Linked DNA regions of Homo sapiens: region 1 is linked to region 2. Evidence: chromatin loops called from intact Hi-C (ENCODE). Cell type or tissue: OCI-LY7. All regions are shown on one strand. Each heading gives the region's core, and the rest is flanking DNA. Links, peaks and the distances in the headings are about the cores only. Region 1 has its middle 41 kb from the start of LYZL2. Region 2 holds the start of LOC124902401 (a long non-coding RNA gene).

The links. A loop is a pair of places that touch in the nucleus more often than their neighbours do. Peaks named below come from ENCODE experiments on the same cell type or tissue, not always from the same donor. Only the 100,000 strongest peaks of a DNase experiment are listed, where the experiment ranks them.
Region 1: it touches region 2 in a loop (16-fold over the local background); 2 of 110 quality-filtered maps call a loop at or near these places.

Annotation. Positions count from the first base shown.
Region 1 is chr10:30,665,021-30,675,723 of GRCh38, reverse strand. No RefSeq gene overlaps it. Among named protein-coding and RNA genes, the nearest start is that of LYZL2, 41 kb to the right of the region's middle. In OCI-LY7, for the core only: CTCF peaks have their summits at 4,315 and 4,517 (motif pointing left); a DNase peak (open chromatin) is centred at 4,523; H3K4me3 peaks cover 421 bases.
Region 2 is chr10:29,508,262-29,518,964 of GRCh38, reverse strand. It overlaps SVIL (supervillin), which reads left to right. Exons shown (of 38, transcript NM_021738.3): 17 at 6,104-6,230. LOC124902401 (a long non-coding RNA gene) reads right to left here and starts at 6,116. Exons shown (of 2, transcript XR_007062099.1): 1 at 6,033-6,116; 2 at 1,686-3,984. RefSeq lists an enhancer at 2,248-2,748. In OCI-LY7, for the core only: a CTCF peak has its summit at 5,757 (motif pointing right); a DNase peak (open chromatin) is centred at 5,754.

The DNA.
Region 1 (10,703 bases), core at 1,389-9,388, 1.2 Mb before region 2:
TCTGGAGATAAGAAAAGCACCAGGGAGGGTGCACGAAGGAACCACCCAGGATCAGGATTACCCACGCGAAGTGTAATTCTGGCCACCATCGAGAGGACACCTGTGTTAGAGTCAGGCTTACCCAAAGCAGATTAGAAATGGCACTATCATCCGCAACTCCTCCTTCTTCCTGCAGGTTAAAACAAACAGGGAACATGGCAGAGTACTGGAAGAGAAGAGCCTGGTCAGGGCATCGCAATCACCTTCAAGTATTTTGTGCCTGGGTTCAAACAGCAGCATGCACGTGCTCACACAATAGGGTGATGTGAACCTCAGGCCAACTCATTCCCTGACCGCAGAATGATCATCTGGAGTTTAGAGAGCATTCCCTCAGCCTTTCTCTCCCTCCCATCCTCGCACTTTAAAGTGACTTCATTCTCCTGAATTATGATCTGGAATTTCAATGGCAGCAGACACTGAGAATATAAATGTGCAGATTCACCTTTCTTAAAATTTCAGGGACTTGTTCTGGGGCTGTCATGGACACTGACCTCACAGCTGCTGAAGCACAGTGGGATATCCAGTTCCCTCTGGAACTCAGAAACAGACACAGGGTTTTAATGGCCAAGTCTATGAAGAGTTTTTTCTTCTTCGAAAAGGTCTGATTCGCTGGAAAACTATCTTCACAAAAGTTGCGGGGTCACCGTGTATGTCTTAATGCCAACTAAGCCGAAATGGGGTTGGAATTGAAAATAACTATTTGGTGAAAATAAATACAAAACCGAAAGTTAGTTGTAACAGAGAATCCTGCCAAACCACTTCTTTGAGACTTTGCTTCATTTCATTTTTCTCTCTCTGTTAAAATGAGTTACTCTGGCCTTCCCTTCCCTTCCCTCCCTTCCCCTTTCTTTCTTTCTTTCCTTCTTGCTTTGTTGCCCAGGCTGGAGTACACTGATGTGATCATGGCTCACTGCAGCCTCGACCTCAAGCAATCCTCCCACTTCAGCCTCCCGAGTAGCTGGGATTATAGGCATGCACCACCACACCTGGCAAATTTTTGTATTTTTTGGTACAGACCGGGTTTCACCATGTTGACCAAGCTAGTCTCAAACTCCTGGGCTCAAGCAGTCCTCCCACCTTGGCTCCCCACAGTACTGGGATTACAGGCATGAGCCACTACACCCAGCCCCAATATAAATCTTAATATAAAAGACCCAAAATGGGCCAGGCACAGTGGCTCATGCCTGTAATCCCAGCACCTTGGGAGGTCGAGGCAGGTGGGTCATGAGGTCAGGATATTGAGACCATCCTGGTCAGCACGGTGAAACCCCGTCTCTACTAAAAATAAAAAAAAAATAGCCGAGCATGGTGGCGGGCCCCTGTAGTCCCAGGTACTCAGCAGGCTGAGGCAGGAGAATTGCTTGAACCAGGGAGGCGGAGGCTGCAGTGAGCCAAGGCCGCGCCACTGCACTCCAGCCTGGGAGACAGAGCGAGATTCCGCCTCAAAAAAAAAAACAAAAAACAGAAAACAAAAATGAGATGCTGGCTAGAGCACCTCAAATATGTTTTCTTTTGGGACCAATGCCTTGACAGAGACAAAACAGTTATAGATTTTTCAAGGCACCCTTTAATATATTTTTAAATGTGACTCCAAGAAAATTTCAAAATGACCTGTGTGGCACACATTCTATTTTTACAGGACGGTGCTGACTTCCATGTTGCACGTGTTTTCACAGGAGCAATGGAAGGAACTTCTAGAGTCCCCTCTCTTTCCTGCCCCTTCCACATTTCCACAGACTGCACACTCACGGCAGCAGCCTCTCAGCACACAAAAGGAACGTAGGAACCGTGAAGGGCGTGATGAGCTGACCATAACGCCGGCTCCTTTCTGCCTTTGGTGCTAAAGATGGAAGGTTCCGGCACCTGCTCTCCTGGGTACCTCTCCGTCAGCAAGGCTAGAGCTACTCCGTGCAGCAAGTGCCCCTGTTCAGGCCCCACGTGTCATGACTGTCTGTCCTTCTCCAAGGCAGCATTCAGACACCCCGCAAGCAGTGGGCATGTCAAGCCTCCTCAGCTACTGGGGGAATCCCTCAAGACAGACCAGGTTTAAGGCGCCTCACCCACCACATCTGAGCACAGCCGGCGGGTGACTGAAAACAGTGCCAGCCCTCGGGAAGGAACGAACCGAGGGGTCGTCAGAGGCCGTCTGAGAAACACCTGACCTCAACAGAACCTGAGATTGCCCAGTGTGGGCTACAAAGGCCTAAAATAGATCCGCTTATTTTAGCTTCAAAGAGCTTATTGTCTCCAGCCAAAGGGAAGCAGGCCACTGAGAAGAGTGGGAGAGTTCACCGTCTGCAGAAACAGCAGCCTCCACGCGCCCAGAGGCAGCATTTCCCATTCCAGCCCTAGCCTGCTTGCAAGTCCCGGGGCTTCAGGTCACTGGATTATCAACCCCAAGGGCAACTGCAGTCAACTGGCCTCTCTTGCCTTCTAAAAACCTTAGCCAGCATTCAGGTGGTTCGGATCTCATCCTCCACTCAAAGCCTTCTGGCTTCCACACCTAAGGTGATCCTCCATTCTTCTAAGGGGGCAGTGCACCCATTTCACTATTCACCAGGAACCTCTTTTGCTTCGTGCTTTTTGGCTTCATTTAAATTTCCACTGGCTCTCTGGGACTCCCAGTTCCTGATGGGCCAGGGAGTCTCTGCACCTTCCAAAGTGATGGAGAAGGGGCCAGGCGCTGCTTGGTGCCAGGACATAGTAGTTGGCAGGTTTGCTAATGAGGAATGTGTTAAAGTCGTTTTTGAAGCAATGATTTCAAGATTCTTTTAAATAAAGTTTGTGGGTAGCAGGGATACATTATTTGACAGATGGATTTTCTTTCACTTCAGGATCTCATTTTTGAAATCTGAATTTCACACGGTGTGTGAAAAATATGCGCATGGGTATACTTTCTAAATATCTAGTTATATTTGAGAACTTTACAAATGGCTGAGGGTTAAATGTCTTTAGTTATGTTATCTTTAACACCATGTATGTCTCAAAGAAGAGAATTCAAATTGCCATTCCAGTGTAATCTAAGAAGACACAGAAGTATCAGAGGAAATAGTGTCAGAACTCCTGACTCACACTTCTATGTGCACATCTCATTTTTATGTACGTTTCTTAATGCATGAAAGTCACACTCATCATCTCTCCCTTTCACAGATGCTTAACTTATTGTAGAGCTAGAAGGGGCCTGGGGATCATCTGGTTGAAAGCATTCTTTTTCTTTTCTACTTGAAGACTTCTGATCCTAGAAAGTGACCTGGGAGTGCATCACCGGTGCATCATTTCGCCTCCAGCCAGAAGGTGCATTTGCAATTGTAGGGCCAGTCAGCAAGTAAGTCACCATCGGTTTTGAAAGTGTGCACTATCTGGTCAAAAGCTGGTCATCATCACATCTGTGATTTAACAATTCATCAATATTTTCGCATATAAATGCTTGGTAGTATTGATCACCATGCATTACCTAATTTTGTTTCAACTTATAACATACATTACTGTACATTCTCAATAAAAGGCATAGCTACTCATGAAACACGCTTAAATGATGAACTAAATACTCGTAAATCACAATTATGTGCTTATTTTTTATACTTAGGTTTAAAATCTCTGCATAGGAAACACAAGTCCGTATTTTACATGGAACTTAAAGATATTAGTGGTGAATTCAATTTTTTTCATTATAAAGGCTTTAATAACACACTAAAGCCAGACTTCATTTAGAAGGTTTTTAAACTGAAGAAGAAGTCCACACTTTAAAATTCAGGCACTTGCTTGCTGACACAGTGTGTGTGTGTTGCTGATCCCAATTCTGAAACATCTCCAGGCACAGCCTTCTGCCCAATTTTAGCTGCTCTGTGACAGGTTCTCAGTGTTTACCCTAAGGGCAAAAATGCACAAATGCTTCACAGAGTAGGAATTAGGTGGCACATGCTTGTCTTCCAAGCACTTCCAAGAGTGATGCACTTCCAAGAGTGATGTTAGTCTGAAGGCTTTTCCTAACACAGGGAATGTTACCTTCCTGACGAGGGACTGCCCTGCAGGCTGCTGGCTGGTGCCTTGCTGCCCTCCTGCCTCCTGCTGAGTCTGTTTCTCCAATCTTCCTCCCCGCTTTTCTTCAACAATGCCAATCTAGGAGGAAAACATGCCAGCCACAAAGAGTTCAGCACCAAACTCTTCCTTGTGATAGAACCATAATCTAGGTAAGTGAGGCGGCTTGGGCCAAGACACGACCACGACCACCTCATTGTAACATTTTGAATTTTATTTATTCTGAAGATAGCATGTCTGGAAAAATAATAGAGTCCCTTTTCTAAGACGGCCCCGAAGATTTTACAGTTGATTGAAACACAGAGCTGAAATCTGACTTGCTAGATAAAAGATGCACCATTATCCCAGCCAAGGAATGTTTTTCCTTGCCCTTGGGCTGAGAGCAAGAGAACCGTTCTCAGAGGAAAAAAAAAATGCCTTCTAGCGACGCCTTCTGGTCAGTTGGTGAAATAACATGAAAGGACTAAAGCTGTATCGTAGCTCCTACTTGCAGAAGAGAATGCAGACGTGGCTTAAAAACATAAAGCCATGAGGTACTAACAGTCTCTTAATATCATCCCTTTCAATTAGAGGTAAAATTTGATGTTTATGACTGTTTCTCTTCAGATATTCTAAGCCCTGTTCTTTTCCTATAAATGAATTTGGTCTTTCTAATCTGTCTTCTTTAAACAGAAACTATTTTCTACCAACCCGTTTTAAAAAAATTATCACTTCAACTTTCCTCACAGGAAAGACATATACAAAAAAGGTATCTAATTAACTGAGGTTGTTACCTAACCCACTTTAGTTCAACAATGGCATCACTAGGAATCTGCTTGAATATTGGAATCTTGAATGGTTATTTTTCACAAACATGAGGCTGTTTCAGCTAACTGTATTGTCATGAATGAAGAAATCTTAGGCATTTGCATTGAACGAACAAACATGGGAAAGATAAAAGGTAAAACAAAAAAGGTGATGATCATTAAACTCATCTGAGCTGCTGTTCAAACAATTTAAAGAGTAGGGAAAAAACCAAATAACTAGATCCCTTTCCCTCTGTGCTGGACCTGATGGGCCAGGTCTTCTCAACATCACTAATGCATAATCCATAAATGTTGTATTTTTTATTTTTATAAATTTGTTTTAGAGACAGGGTCTTACTTTTTCACCAAGGCTGGAGTGCAGCAGCATAATCATGGCTCACTGCAGCCTCGAATTCCTGGGCTCAAGTGACTCTCCCACCTCAGCCTCCAGAGTAGCTAGGATGACAGGTGTGCATCACTATGCCTGGCTAATTTTTAGAACTTTTATTTGGTAGAGACAGGGTCTTGCTCTGTTGCCTAGGCTGGCTTTGAACTCCTGGCTTCTAGCGATCCCCCTGCCTCAGCCTCCCAAAGTGTTGGGATTACAGGCATGAGACACCACGTCTGGACAACAGTGTATTTTTAAGCAGCACATCAGCTCTGGTCCCAATTTGTCCACTAACTCCCTTTGGGTATCTCGGTTCTCCCTCTCGTATCTGTCACATCAGGAACTGGACCAGATGATCTCTAAGGGCCCTTCTTGCAAGCTTCCCAATTCCCCTTAAATATTTGTTTTGGAGATGGGATGACATATATCCTATGATAAATGTTTTGTTAAGTTAATAAGAAAACAAATTTTGTTGTATTTAAGAATCCAGTGACATCTACATATGTGTACACAATTACACCTATACTTGTCTATTCACTCAGTCAAATAATGGAAAGTAAAGCCGTGAAGAAAGGAGACCCCCAAAGGAGGAAGGAGCTTCAAACTCTGGATCTGTCCCCTTCCTCAATCTCTTCCTTCTCCCCCCTTCATTTCTGTTTTCCTCTTTCTGCTAAGTGGCAGCAGATAAGATCTCAAGTGCTCAATCTCTAGAACTGGGATAAGGCTGCCTTATCAATCTCATGCAGATCCCTTTGGGTCAAGGTCTCATTTAGTCCTAACTCCTGTAATTCTCGAATGTTTAACAACACCCTGCATGCTACAAGAGCTAGTTCATGGGCTTGGACACGAAGTCTAAATTCCTTCAAGAGTTTTAATCCACACCATTTCATACTATGTAATGACTATGATTCATCTTTTCTCCTATTATTTTGAATGAGTCAGTTTTATTCTAATAAAATAATCTCACAAAATAAAATCATTAAAAGAAATTGGTATTTGCATGCTGTATTTGAGCTTTCAAAGCTCAAATCAATAAATGAGACTTTCAAAAAGTAAACATGCCAGCACTTTAATACCCAAATGAGAAGTCATTCTAGTTCATCATCTTGTGGGGCCAGACACTCATCTCACTGATATTCTCCCTGCAAACTGGCCTCAGAACCAGCTTCTCTCACTTCACCTTCGACCCAGGCCAGCAGCTACTCCTCTTGACCATCCATCTTGTTAATCAGATTGGATCTAAATGATGAATTTTTAAAAGATCAAATTCATCTTCCTGAGTTGAGTTCATTAAAAGTCATGAGCTCCGGTCTTTGAAGACCTTCTCAAAAAGAAGCTCCCAAAAGTCTGGGGCAAGGACACCAGCACCTATGTCATCGGACGGTTTCCCTGGTGGTTGCTTTGTGGCATCTAAAACTGACTTAGAAAAACACAAGCTGTGGCATCTGAGATCACCTCCTCGTCCATCTTATACTCTGCTGATCTGCACGGCGACCCCTAAGACACTGGGAATTGTTATTCCCATTGTGACGGACAAGGAATGTGGGTACATCCGGGTCAAGAATTCCATTGGCTGAGGTCACACTGGATGTTAGTGGGCAGAGAGACATGACTGCAGCCCTCGCCTGCCTGTGCGTAGCTTGTTTCACTGCGGTAGAACATTAGCTGACTGGACACATTTTTGCCACACCGTTTTAGGAAAGGCATAGGATTCTGGCTTTCTTAAAAGGTTTTTCCCACCATGGGATGGCCTCCAAAGAATTCCTCCATTCCAAAACCCTGAAATTTTGCTTCTACATGTGCTGGCAGGGTTACCATTGGGGACTTCTGAAGACTACAGAGTAACCAGAATAATCTGGAAGAAACTGTGCTTCCATGGAGCCCACCTGGCACTTGGAGCCAGCCCTTGGCTCCAGCCTACGGAGCACATGATAAATAACTCGAAAATAACATGCACTAAAACTTGAGTGTGTTCTTCCTGTCCCTTTAGATTTCCTCATTGGTGTCCACCACGCTGAGGACGGAGGGAGATCTTCCCAAATGTGTTCCTTCCTCCTGTGAGCTCACAGCCCTCCGGCTCACCGCAGACCACCAGGCTCTGAGAGGGTCGAGGAGCCGACGTCTGGGCCTACGCAGGACATAAATTCCTGCCGGTGCAATTCAAACAACTGTCAGTGCTTCTAACAACTGCCAAGCCGAAGTGCTGTTTGCAGGACTGTGATGCTGGGAGCCTGGGCAGCGGGTTGGCCTGGGCTGTGTGAACCCAGGGAGAGGCATGACACTGGCCTGCTCACCCAACGCCTGGCCCTGGGCCACCGTGACAGGTGCCTGCCAGGACACCCGGGGAAACGGTGCCTCCTCTTCCATAGCCCACACTGTTCCAGCAGGGAATGCTGGCCTGAGAGCCCTGCTTGGTGAGAACAAGGACTTCAGGCTCAGAGCAGTCAGGGCTGGGTCAAACAGGAGACATGACAACCATGTGCCCCTAATATTAAATAAGGTGTGTTTTCTCTCTCTTTTTCAGAATTTTCCCTTCATTTTAGAGAATTACAGGCACCCCATAGATCTCAGATAGGGCTGAACAGCACACATAAGTACTTATATTAGATCTTGGTCTTGGCTGGTTCACAAACTGGAGACGTGAACAAACTAAAGTGTCTTTTAAGTGGGAGATAAATCAAACATCTGAAAAGCAGGGCCAGGTGTGGTGGCTCACACCTGTAATCCCAGCACCTTGGGAGGCTGAGGTGGGAGGATCGCTTGAGGCTAGGAGGTGGAGACCAGCCTGGGCCACAGAGCAAAACTCTGTCTTTACAAAAAAATAGAAATAATAAATCAGCTGAGCATGGTGGTGTGTGCAGGTAGTCCCCAGCTACTTGGGAGGCTGAAGCGGGAGGATCATTTGAGTCCCAGGAGGCTGAGGCTGCAGCGAGCTATGATCACACCACTGCACTCCAGTCTGGGTAACAGAACAAGACTCTGCCTAGAAAAAGAAGAGAAAAAAGAAAAGAAAAGAAAGAGAGCAAAGGGGAATTGCAACTCTATTCTTATTCCCACATAAATCTGGGGCCCTCTAGGTGGCTGAAATATCCCAGCTACAAGGTAAGAACCTGGCGTTTGTGGAGACATGGAGATAGCCTCTGGCTGGGTGGGATATGGAAGGGTGGATGGTTGGGGTGGGGGCCGGCAGGCAGGAAACACAGGAGCCTCCAGCCGGTCCCTCTAGGGCAGAACGCCACAGAGGTGTGAGGTGGATTCTTCAACAGTTCAGGGAGTTCCACGAAGTCCTAACACGCCACCAACTTCCCAAAGTGAAACAATGGCTCTTGTATTCTTTTCCAATGTTCTTCTTCGCCAAATAAGAAAGCTCAGATGCCACTGTTTCTGACATTGTGGAAATAAGATTTCTAAAGGCCTAATGTACTCTTTAAGCAATAGTAAAGGTTTTATCCCTAAATAACGTAAGAATTATTTAATTCACAATCTTTCTCAAAGAAGTTCCCAAACAGGGATAATTTAAACACAAATAATTTAGACAGTTATAAAACAACGATTTTACTAATCCAGTGGGAAAGTCGGTTGCATCCTATGTTTTATGCTGGTTATGGTTCAAATTTGACATTCACAATGTCAGAAAAGATGAAAACAGAAAAATAACTTTTTGGTATATTTTCTTGAGCAGCAAACATTTTCTAAAAAAGGAGGGTGTGGAGGGTTTCCTATAATTTCTTAATTTCTCCACTTTTTGTCTCCAAGTGGGGATAATATTGCTTTCTTCTGAAGGCTGTCTTCAACATCAAATGAGATATCGTGCAAAATGTGGAAGGCAGTCTGTGATGCTGGGTAGCACTGAGCATGGAGCATTCAATATAGTCAGGCCCCGGACAGGGGAGAGACTGACGCAACAAGGCTGAAGAAGACAGACCTGCCCTCCTTAGCGGGCGCAGCCATTTATAAAAAACGATAAAGGAAATCTGTAAATTCCAGGCTCTATTTCTTAGACTCTGAAATGTGAATGTGGATGTGTAATTTTAAATAAGCCCTGTTAAGAGCATGTGAACTGAGAAAATTCATGAAGAAAGAGGGTGTGTTTTTCTAACTTGCTGTCTAGCTGGAATTTCTGTCCTTTTACCATATTCTCCTGTTTAGAGCACACGGGGTTGGCTGCTGTAACACTAATCTGAGCACACCACGGTCTCGCCATGGACCAGGGGAGAGATGGAGACGTGGCACCTGGGTCAGTTCTATTCACTACGTGGCCCTGGAGGCTACTGGAGCCGAATCCCTCCTTTAGTAAAATGAGGCAGTCAGAGGTGTGTAGAATAAAGTTTGAAAGTCCTATGATTTTATATATTTCTTTCTCAAGAAAGAAAAGTAAAGCCCAAATGTAGGAATAACATTCTTATTTTAAATAGTTTAAGCTTCATTATTTCATTTTCACAAAAGGGAGAGATGAAAGTCTCATTTAGGAAAAAGCTATCACAGATAAATTGTAAAAATCTGTGGTTTAGGCTGGGTGTAGTGGCTCATGCCTGTAATTACAGCACTATGGGAGGCTGAGGCTGAGGATCACCTGAGGTCAGGAGTTCCAGACCAGCCTAGCCAACATGGTGAAACCCCGTCTCTACTAAAAATACAAAAATTAGCTGGATGTGGTGGTGCATGCCTGTAATCCCAGCTACTTGGGTGGTTGAGGCAGGAGAATCACTTGAACCCGGGAGGCGGAGGTTGCAGTGAGCCGAGATTACTCCACTGCACTCCGGCCTGGGTGACAGAGAGAGACTCTGTCTCAAAATAAATAAATTAAAATAAAAAGAAATAAGAAAATTGGGTTTTTTGTCTTTCACAGAGAGTCCTAAACATTGACAGAATCATTCCACTTCACAGCCGTTCCCCATCTGCACCCATCCTACCTGGACACAAGGCCATGCCCCATCTATACCTGTCCTACCTGGACACGAGGCCATGCCCCATCTATACCTGTCCTACCTGGACACGAGGCCACTGACTTGCCTTTGAAAACTCTGGGGGAGAGCCGATGCGAGCACAGCGTGGACCACCTCATTTCCAGGTACCGTGAACTATTAATTTTCTTTTCTTTTTTTTTTTTTGATATTGCCCTTTTTTTTTTTTTAAGATAGAATCTCACTCTGTCACCCAGGCTGGAGTGCAATGGCACAATCTTAGCTCACTGCAACCTCTGACTCCCAGGTTCACGCAATTCGCTGCCTCAGCCTCCCAAGTAGCTGGGATTACAGGTGCCTGCCACCATGCCCAGCTAATTTTTGTATTTTTAGTAGAGACCTGGTTTCACCGTCTTGGCCAGGCTGTTTTTGAACTCTGGACCTCGTGATCCACCCGCCTCGGCCTCCCAAAGTGCTGGGATTACAGGCGTAAGCCACCGCACCTGGCCTAATTTTCATTTTTTTTTTTTTTGAGACGGAGTCTCGCTC
Region 2 (10,703 bases), core at 1,529-9,528:
GCCTGACTATATTAAGTTCTCAGTGCTCAGTGCTACCCAGCGTCACAGACTGCCTTCCACATTTTGTACATGATCTCTCATTTAATTTTTGTCTGTTTGTTTGTTTTTTGAGATGGAGTCTCGCTCTGTCACCCAGGCTGGAGTGCAGAGGCACGATCGCGGCTCACTACAACCTCCGCCTCCCAGGTTCAAGTGATTCTCCTGCCTCACCCTCCTGAGTAGCTGGGATCACAGGAGCCCACCACCATAACCAGCTAATTTTTGCATTTTTAGTAGAGGCGGGGCTTCACCATGTTGGCTACGCTGGTGTCGAATGCCTGACCTCAGGTGATCTGCCTGCCTCAGCCTCCCAAAGTGTTGGGATTACAGGCGTGAGCCACTGCGCCCGGCTTTCATTTAATATTGAAGACAGCCTCCAGAAGAAAGCAATATTATCCCCATTTGTAGACAAAAAGCATAGAAACTAAGAAATTATAGGAAAACCTCCATACACTCCTTTTTTAGAATATGTTTGATGCTCAAGGAAACATATTAAAAAGTTATTTTTATATTTATTTATTTATTTGTTTATTTTCTGAGACAAGAGTCTCACTCTGTAGCCCACGCTGGAGTGCAGTGACACGATCTTGGCTCACTGAAGCCTCCCCCTCCTGGGTTCAAGCGATTCTCCTGCCTCAGCCTCCCAAGTAGCTGGAATTACAAGCACTTACTACCATGCCTGGCTAATTTTTGTATTTTTAGTAGAGACAAGGTTTCACCATATTGGCCAGGCTGGTGTCAAACTCCTGACCTCCAGTGATCCACCCGTCTAGGCCTCCCAACGTGCTGGGATTGCAGACGTGATCACCACACCCAGCCTTAAAAAAATTTTTTTTCATCTTTTCTGACATTGTGAATGTCAAATTTGAACCATAACCAGCAAAAAACTTAGGATGCAATCGACTTTTCCCACCGGATTAGTAAAATTGCTATTTTCTGACTGTCCAAATGATGTGTGTTTAAATTATCCCTGTTTGGGAACTTCTTTGAGAAACATTGCGAATTAAATAATTCTTATGTTATTTAGGGATAAAACCTTTGCTATTGCTTAAAGAGTATGTTAGGCCTTTAGAAATCTTATTTCCACAATGTCAGAAACAGTGGCATCTGAGCTTTCTTATTTAGGGAAAAAGACTATTGAAAAGAAAAAAAGAGCCATCCTTTCACTTTGGCAAATTGGTGGCATGTAAGGACTTAGTGGAACTCCCTGAACTGTTGCAGAATCCACCTCACGCCTCTATGGTGTTCTGCCCTAGAGGGACCGGCTGGAGGCTCCTGTGTTTCCCGCCTGCCGGCCCCCGCCCCAACCATCCACCCTTCGGTATCCCACCCAGCCAGAGGCTGTCTCCCTGTCTCCACAAACTCCAGGTTCTTACCCTGTAGCTGGGAGATTTCAGCCACTAGAGGGCCCCAGATTTATGTAGGAATAAGAATAGAGCGGCAGTTCCCCTTTACTCCCTCCTTTTCTTTTTCTTTTTCTTTTTTTCTTTTATTTTTCTAGACAGGGTCTTGGCACTGTTGTCCAGGCTGGAGTGCAGTGGTGCGATCATAGCTCACTGCAGCCTCCACCTCCTGGGACTCAAATGATCCTCCCACTTCAGCCTCCCAAGTAGCTGGGACTACAGGCACACACCACCATGCTCAGCTGGCTTTTTATTTTTTATTTTTATTTTTTTGTAGAGACGGGGTCTTGCTCTGCGGCCCAGGCTGGTCTCCCACCTCCTGGCCTCAAGCGATCCTCCCACCTCAGCCTTCCAAAGTGCTGGGATTACAGGTGTGAGCCACCACGCCTGGCCCTCCTTTTCCAAAGTGTGATTTGTCTCTCATTTAAAAGACACTTTAGTTCATTCACTTCTCCAACTTGTGAACCAGCCAAAACCAAGATCTAATATAAGTACTTAAGTGTGCTGTTCATCCCTATCAGAGATCTATGGGGTGCCTGTAATTCTCTAAAATGAAGGGAAAATTCTGAAAAAGAGAGAGAAAACACATCTTATTTAATATTAGGGGCACATGGTTGTCATGTCTCCTGTTTGACCCAGCCCTGACTGCTCTGAGCCTGATGTCCTTGTTCTCAACAAGCAGGGTTCTCAGGCCAGCATTCCCTGCTGGAACAGTGTGGGCTATGGAAGAGGAGGCACCGTTTCCCCGGGTGTCCTGGCAGGCACCTGTCACGGTGGCCCTGGGCCAGGCGTTGGGTGAGCGGGCCAGTGTCGTGCCTCTCTCTGGGTTCACACAGCCCAGGCCTAGCCACTGCCCAGGCTCCCAGCATCACAGTCCTGCAAACAGCACTTTGGCTTGGCAGTTGTTAGAAGCGCTGACAGTTGTTTGAATTGCACCGGCAGGAATTTATGTCCTGCGTAGGCCCAGACGTCGGCTCCTCGACCCTCTCAGAGCCTGGTGGTCTGCGGTGAGCCGGAGGGCTGTGAGCTCACAGGAGGAAGGGACACATTTGGGAAGATCTCCCTCCCTCCTCAGCGTGGTGGACACCAATGAGGAAATCTAAAGGGACAGGAAGAACACACTCAAGTTTTAGTGCGTGTTATTTTCAAGTTATTCGTCATGTGCTCCGTAGGCTGGAGCCGAGGGCTGGCTCCAAGTGCCAGGTGGGCTCCACGGAAGCACAGTTTCTTCCAGATTATTCTGGTTACTCTGTAGTCTTCGGAAGTCCCCAATGGTAACCCTGCCAGCACATGTAGAAGCAAAATTTCAGGGTTTTGGAATGGAGGAATTCTTTGGAGGCCATCCCATGGTGGGAAAAACCTTATAAGAAAGCCAGAATCCTATGCCTTTCCTAAAACGGTGTGGCAAAAATGTGTCCGGTCAGCTAATGTTCTACCGAAGTGAAACAAGCTACACACAGGCAGGCGAGGGCTGCAGTCACGTCTCTCTGCCCACTAACATCCAGTGTGACCTCAGTCAATGGAATTCTTGACCCGGATGTACCCACGTTCCTTGTCCGTCAGAATGGGAATAACAATTCCCAGTGTCTTAGGGGTCGCCGTGCAGATCAGCAGAGTATAAGATGGACGAGGAGGTGATCTCAGATGCCACAGCTTGTGTTTTTCTAAGTCAGTTTTAGATGCCACAAAGCAACCACCAGGGAAATCGTCCGATGACATAGGTGCTGGTGTCCTTGCCCCAGACTTTTGGGAGCTTCTTTTTGAGAAGGTCTTCAAAGACCAGAGCTCATGACTTTTAATGAACTCAACTCAGGAAGATGAATTTGATCTTTTAAAAATTCATCATTTGAATCCAATCTGATTAACAAGGTGGATGTTCAGGAGGAGTAGCTGCCAGCCTGGGTGGAAGGTGAAGTGAGAGAAGCTGGTTCTGAGGCCAGTTTACAGGGAGAATATCAGTGAGATGAGTGCTTGGTTCCACAAGATCATGAACTGGAAGGACTTCTCATTTGGGTATTAAAGTGCTGGCATGCTTACTTTTTGAAAGTCTCATTTATTGATGCTTTGAAAGCTCAAATACAGCATGCAAATATGAATTTCTTTTAATGATTTCATTTTGTGAGATTATTTTATTAGGATAAAACTGACTCATTCAAAATAATTGGAGAAAAGATGAATCATAGTCATTATATAGTATGAAATGGTGCGGATTAGAGCTCTTGAAGGAATTTCGACTTCGTGTCCAAGCCCATGAACTAGCTCTTGTAGCATGCAGGGTGTTGTTAAACATTCGAGAATTACAGGAGTTAGGACTAAATGAGACCTTGACCCAAAGGGATCTGCATGAGATTGACAAGGCAGCCTTACCCCAGTTCTAGAGATTGAGCACTTGAGATCTTATCTGCTGCCACTTAGCAGAAAGAGGAAAACAGAAATGAAGGGGGGAGAAGGAAGAGATTGAGGAAGGGGACAGGTCCAGAGTTCGAAGCTCCTGCCTCCTTTGGGGGATTCCTTTCTTCACGGCTTACTTCCCGTTATTTGACTGAGTGAATAGACAAATACAAGGTGTGATTATGTACACATACGTAGATGTCGCCGGATTCTTGTTTAAGTACTACAAAATTTGTTTTCTTATTAGCATAACAAAACTTTTATCATAGAATATATCTCATCCCATCTCCAAAACAAATATTTAATGGGAATCGGGAAGCTTGGAAGAAGGACCCTTAGAGATCATCTGACCAGTTCCTGATGTGACAGATATAGGAGGGAGAACCGAGATACCCAAAGGGAGTAGCCAAATTGGGACCAAAGCTGATGTTCTGCTTAAAAATACACTGTTGTCTAGGCGCGCTGTCTCATGCCTGTAATCCCAGCACTTTGGGAGGCTGAGGCAGGGGATCGCTTGAGGCCAGGAGTTCAAAACTGCCCTGGGCAACATAGCAAGCACCTGTCTCTACCAAATAAAAATTTTAAAAATTAGCCTAGTGTAGTGGTGCACAAGTGTAGTCCTAGCTACTCTGGAGGCTGACATGGAAGAATTGCTTGAGCCCGGGAGTTCAAAACCAGCCTGAGCAGCATAGCAAGACCTCGTCTCTACAAAATAAAAATTTTAAAAATTAACCAGGCGCAGTGATGCACACCTGTCATCCTAGCTACTCTGGAGGCCGAGGCAGGATTGTCGCTTGAGCCCAGGAATTCGAGGCTGCAGTGAACCGTGATTGTGCCGCTGCACTCCAGACCTGGTGACAAAGGAAGACCTTGTCTCTAAAACAAATTTATAACAATAAAAAATATTTATGGATTTAATATTTATGGATAAAAATATTTATGGATTTAATATTTATGGATTTAATATTTATGGATAAAAATATTTATACCATTTGTGGATTATGCATTAGTGATATCAATAAGACCTGGCCCATCAGGTCCAGCACAGAGGGAAAAGGATCTAATTATTTGGCTTTTCCCTACTCTTTAAATTGTTTGAGCATCGGCTCAAATGAGTTTAGTGATCACCACCTTTTTTTTTTTTTTTTACCTTTTATCTTTCCCATGTTTGTTTGTCCAGCGTAAATACCTAAGATTTCTTCATTCATGCAATACAGTTAGCTGAAATAGCCTCAAGTTTGTGAAAAATAACCTTTCAGGATTCCAGTATTCAAGCACTGCCTATCAAGTCACATCATCATTGAGCTAAAGTAGGTTAGTTAACAATATCAGTTAATTAGATTCTTTTTTTGTGTATATCCTTCCCCTGAGGAAAGTTGAAGTGATAATTTTAAAAAATGGGTTTATAGAAAATAGTTTCTGTCTAAAGAAGATGGATAAGAATGATCAAATTCATTTGTAGGAAAAGAATAGGGCTTAGAACACCTGAGGAGAAACAGTCATAAACATCAAATTTTACCTCTAATTGAAAGGGATGATATTAAGAGACTGTAAGTGCTTCATGGCTTTATGTTTTTGTTTGTTTGTTTGTTTTTTGAGACAGAGTCTCACTGTGTCACCCAGGCTGGAGTGCAGTGGCACAATCTCGGCTCACTGCAACCTCTGCCTCCCAGGTTCAAGCGATTCTTGTGCCTCAGCCTCCCGCTGGCTAATTTTTGTATTTTTAGTAGAGATGGGGTTTCACCGTATTGGCCAGGCTGGTCTCGAACTCCTGACCTCGTGATCCACCTGCCTCAGCTTCCCAAAGTGCTAGGATTACAGGCGGAAGCCACCGTGCCTGGCCAGCTTTATGTTTTTAAGCCCATGTCTGCATCATTTTCTGTAACACAGCTTTAGTCCTTTAATGTTATTTCACAAGTGACCAGAAGGCGTCGCTAAAAGACATTTTTCTCTGGGGACGGTTCTCTTGCTTTCAGCCCAAGGCCAAGGAACAGACATCCTTGGCTGGAATGATGGTGCATCTTTTATCTAGCAAGTCAGATTTCAGCTCTGTGTTTCAATCAACTGTAAAATCTTCGGGCCATCTTAGAAAAGGGACTTTATTATTTTTCCAGACATGCTGTCTTCCGAATAAATGAAATTCAAAATGTTAAAACGAGGCGGCTGTGGTCATATCTTGGCCCAAGCCGCCTCTCTTACCTAGATTATGGTTCCATCACAAGGAAGAGTTTGGTGCTGAACTCTTTGTGGCGGGCATGTTTTCCTCCTAGATTGGCACTGTTGAAGAAAAGCGGGGAGGAAGATTGGAGAAACAGACTCAGCAGGAGGCAGGAGGGCGGCAAGGCGCCGGCCAGCAGCCTGCACACCCAGGAAGCAGGGCGGTCCCTCATCAAGAAGGTAACATTCCCCATGTTAGGAAAAGCCTTCCGACTAACATCACTCTTGGAAGTGCATCAAAAAGACAAGCGTGTGCCACCTAATTCCTACTCTGTGAAGCATTTGTGCATTTTTGCCCTTAGGGTACACACTGAGAGTCTGTCACAGAGCAGCTAAAATTGGGCAGAAGGCTGTGCCTGGAGATGTTTTAAAACTGGGATCAGCAACACACACACACTATGTCAGCAAGCAAGTGCCTGAATTTTAAAGTGTGGACTTTTTCTTCAGTTTAAAAACCTTCTTAAATGAAGTCTGGCTTTCATGTGTTATTAAAGCCTTTATAATGAAAAAAATTGAATTCACCACTAATATCTTTAAGTTCCATGTAAAATACAGACTTGTGTTTCCCATGCAGAGATTTTAAACCTAAGTATAAAAAATAAGGACATAATTGTGGTTTATGAGTATTTAGTTCATCATTTAAGCGTGTTTCATGAGTAGCTATGCCTTTTATTGAGAATGTACAGTAATGTATAAGTTGAAACAAAATTAGGTAATGCATGGTGATCAATACTAGCAAGCATTTCATATGCGAAAGTATTGATGAATTGTTAAATCACAGATGTGATGATGACCAGCTTTTGACCAGGTAGTGCACACTTTTGAAACTGATGGTGACTTACTTGCTGGCTGGCCCTACAATTGCAAATGCACCTTCTGGCTGGAGGCGAAATGATGCACCGGTGACACACTCCCTGGTCACTTTCTAGGATCAGAAGTCTTCAAGTAGAAAAGAAAAAGAATGCTTTCAACCCGATGATCCCCAGGCCCCTTCTAGCTCTAAAATAAGTTAAGCATCTGTGGAAGGGAGAGATGATGAGTGTGACTTTCATGCATTAAGAAACGTACATAAAAATGAGATGTGCACATAGAAGTGTGAGTCAGGAGTTCTGACACTATTTCCTCTGATACTTCTGTGTCTTCTTAGGTTTCACTGGAATGGCAATTTGAATTCTCTTCTTTGAGACATACATGGTGTTAAAGATGATTTAACTAAAGACATTTAAGCCTTGGCCATTTGTAAAATTCTCAAATATAACTAGATATTTAGAAAGTATATGCATGTGCATATTTTTCACACACCGTGTGAAATTCAGATTTCAAAAATGTGATCCTGAAGTGAAAATCCATCTGTCAAATTATGTATCCCTGCTACCCGCAAACTTTATTTAAAAGAATCTTGAAATCATTGCTTCAAAAATGACTTTAACACATTCCTCATTAGCAAACCTGCCAACTACTATGTCCTGGCACCAAGCAGCGCCTGGCCCCTTGTCCATCATTTTGGAAGGTGCAGAGACTCCCCGGCCCATCAGGAACTGGGAGTCCCAGAGAGCCAGTGGAAATTTAAATGAAGCCAAAAAGCACGAAGCAAAAGAGGTTCCTGGTGAATAGTGAAATGGGTGCACTGCCCCCTTAGAAGAATGGAGGATCACCTTAGGTGTGGAAGCCAGAAGGCTTTGAGTGGAGGATGAGATCCGAACCACCTGAACGCTGGCTAAGGTTTTTAGAAGGCAAGAGAGGCCAGTTGACTGCAGTTGCCCTTGGGGTTGATAATCCAGTGACCTGAAGCCCCGGGACTTGCAAGCAGGCTAGGGCTGGAATGGGAAATGCTGCCTCTGGGCGCGTGGAGGCTGCTGTTTCTGCAGACGGTGAACTCTCCCACTCTTCTCAGTGGCCTGCTTCCCTTTGGCTGGAGACAATAAGCTCTTTGAAGCTAAAATAAGCGGATCTATTTTAGGCCTTTGTAGCCCACACTGGGCAATCTCAGGTTCTGTTGAGGTCAGGTGTTTCTCAGACAGCCTCTGACGACCCCTCGGTTCGTTCCTTCCCGAGGGCTGGCACTGTTTTCAGTCACCCGCCGGCTGTGCTCAGATGTGGTGGGTGAGGCGCCTTAAACCTGGTCTGTCTTGAGGGATTCCCCCAGTAGCTGAGGAGGCTTGACATGCCCACTGCTTGCGGGGTGTCTGAATGCTGCCTTGGAGAAGGACAGACAGTCATGACACGTGGGGCCTGAACAGGGGCGCTTGCTGCACGGAGTAGCTCTAGCCTTGCTGACGGAGAGGTACCCAGGAGAGCAGGTGCCGGAACCTTCCATCTTTAGCACCAAAGGCAGAAAGGAGCCGGCGTTATGGTCAGCTCATCACGCCCTTCACGGTTCCTACGTTCCTTTTGTGTGCTGAGAGGCTGCTGCCGTGAGTGTGCAGTCTGTGGAAATGTAGAAGAGGCAGGAAAGAGAGGGGACTCTAGAAGTTCCTTCCATTGCTCCTGTGAAAACACGTGCAACATAGAAGTCAGCACCATCCTGTAAAAATAGAATGTGTGCCACACAGGTCATTTTGAAATTTCCTTGGAGTCACATTAAAAAAGTACGATAAAGGATGTCTTGAAAAATCTGTAACTGTTTTGTTTCTGTCAATGGATTGGTCTCAAAAGAAAACATATTTGAGGGGCTCCAGCCAGCATCTCATTTTAGGTCTTTTATTATGTTAAGATTTACTTTGGAGCCAAGCTCAATGGCCGTGCCTGTAGTCCCAACACTGGGAGGCCAAGACAAGAGGATTACTTGAGCCCAGGAGTTTTAGACCAGCTTGGGCAACGTGGTAAAACCCCATGTTTACAAAAATTAACTGGGTGTGGTAGCGCACGACTGTGATCCCAGCTACTTGGGAGGCTGATGCAGGAGGATCGCTTGAGCTCGGGAAGTTGAGGCTGCAATGAGCAGTATTTGTGCCACTGCACTCCAGCTCGGGTGACAAAGCAAGACCCTGTCTCAAACAAAAACAAAAACAATTTTGGGCCTGTGAATAGATATTAAGCTGGAGTTTTCATTCCTTTTTTTTTTGAGACAAAGTTTCATTCTCGTTGCCCAGGCTGGAGTGCAATGGCACAATCTCGGCTCACCGCAACCTCCGCCTCCTGGGTTCAAGTGATTCTCCTGCCTCAGCCTCCCGAGTAGCTGCGATTACAGGCATGTGCCACCATGCCCAGCTAATTTTTTGTATTTTTAGTAGAGACGGGGTTTCTCCACGTAGGTCAGGCTGGTCTCAAACTCCCAACCTCAGGTGATCCACCTGCCTCGGCCTCCCAAAGTGCTGGAATTACAGGCATGAGCCACCATGCCCAGCCTGGAGTTTTCATTTCTATACTAAAAGATCAAGCACATCTCAGGGAATAGGAAACTTACCAGCAGTTCCTTCTTTCCCCATTTTACACACCCTCCCCCCAAAATGAGGATTGATGATCAAGAGCTTAAGAGCACTAATTGTTTACCTAGCTAGTTCTGTCATTTCCTGTGAAAAACTGTTTGGGTATTCTCTCTCTCTCTCTCTCTCTCTCTCTCTCTCTCTCTCTCTCTCTCTCTCCCTCCCCCTCCTTCTCCCTTTCTCTCTCCCCCTCTTTCTCTTTCTTTCTCTTCCTTGCTGCCCTTATTATCTTTCACCTGTTCTTGGTATAGTCTAGGCCAGGCTAACCTGACTTAAACATGTGTGAGTCTCGTAGCATATATACTTGGTCTAAAGACGGTAAAGCTGTCTGTTTTGTGGATTTGGTCTGGTCTGCACGGTGTGGTTTATGTGCACTTGAGCATGGCTTGTGTACACTTTCCTCCAGAGTAACTCATTCCACCAGAGAGAAATCAAACGAAGCAAAGTCTCAAAGAAGTGGTTTGGCAGCAGTCTCTGTTACAACTAACTTTCAGTTATGTATTTATTTTCACCAAATAGTTATTTTCAATTCCATCCCTATTTCGGTTTATTCGACGTTAAGGCACACACGGTGGCTCCCACGTCTTTTGTGAAGATAGTCATCCAGCGAATCAGACATTTTCCAAGAAGTGAAAACCCTTTATAGACTTGGCCATTAAAACCCTGTGTCTGTTTCTGAGTTCCAGAGGGAACTGGATATCCCACTGTGCTTCTGCAGCTGTGAGGTCAGTGTATCCAGCTCAGATCTATGACAGCCCCAGAACAAGTGCCCGAAATTTCAAGAAAGGTGAATCTGGCACATTTATATGCTCAGTGTCTGCTGCCATTGAAATTCCAGATCATAGTGCAGGAGAATGAAGTCACTTTAAAGTGCGAGGATGGGAGGGAGAGAAAGGCTGAGGGAATGCTCTCTAAACTCCAGATGATCATTCTGCGGTCACGGAATGAGTTGGCCTGAGGTTCACATCACCCTATTGTGTGAGCACGTGCATGCTGCTGTTTGAACCCAGGCATGAAATACTTGAAGGTGATTGCGATGCCCTGACCAGGCTCTTCTCTTCCAATACTCTGCCATGTTCCCTGTTTGTTTTAACCTGTAGGAAGAAGGAGGAGTTGCGGATGATAGTGCCATTTCTAATCTGCTTTGGGTAAGCCTGACTCTAACACAGGTGTCCTCTCGATGGTGGCCAGAATTACACTTCGCGTGGGTAATCCTGATCCTGGGTGG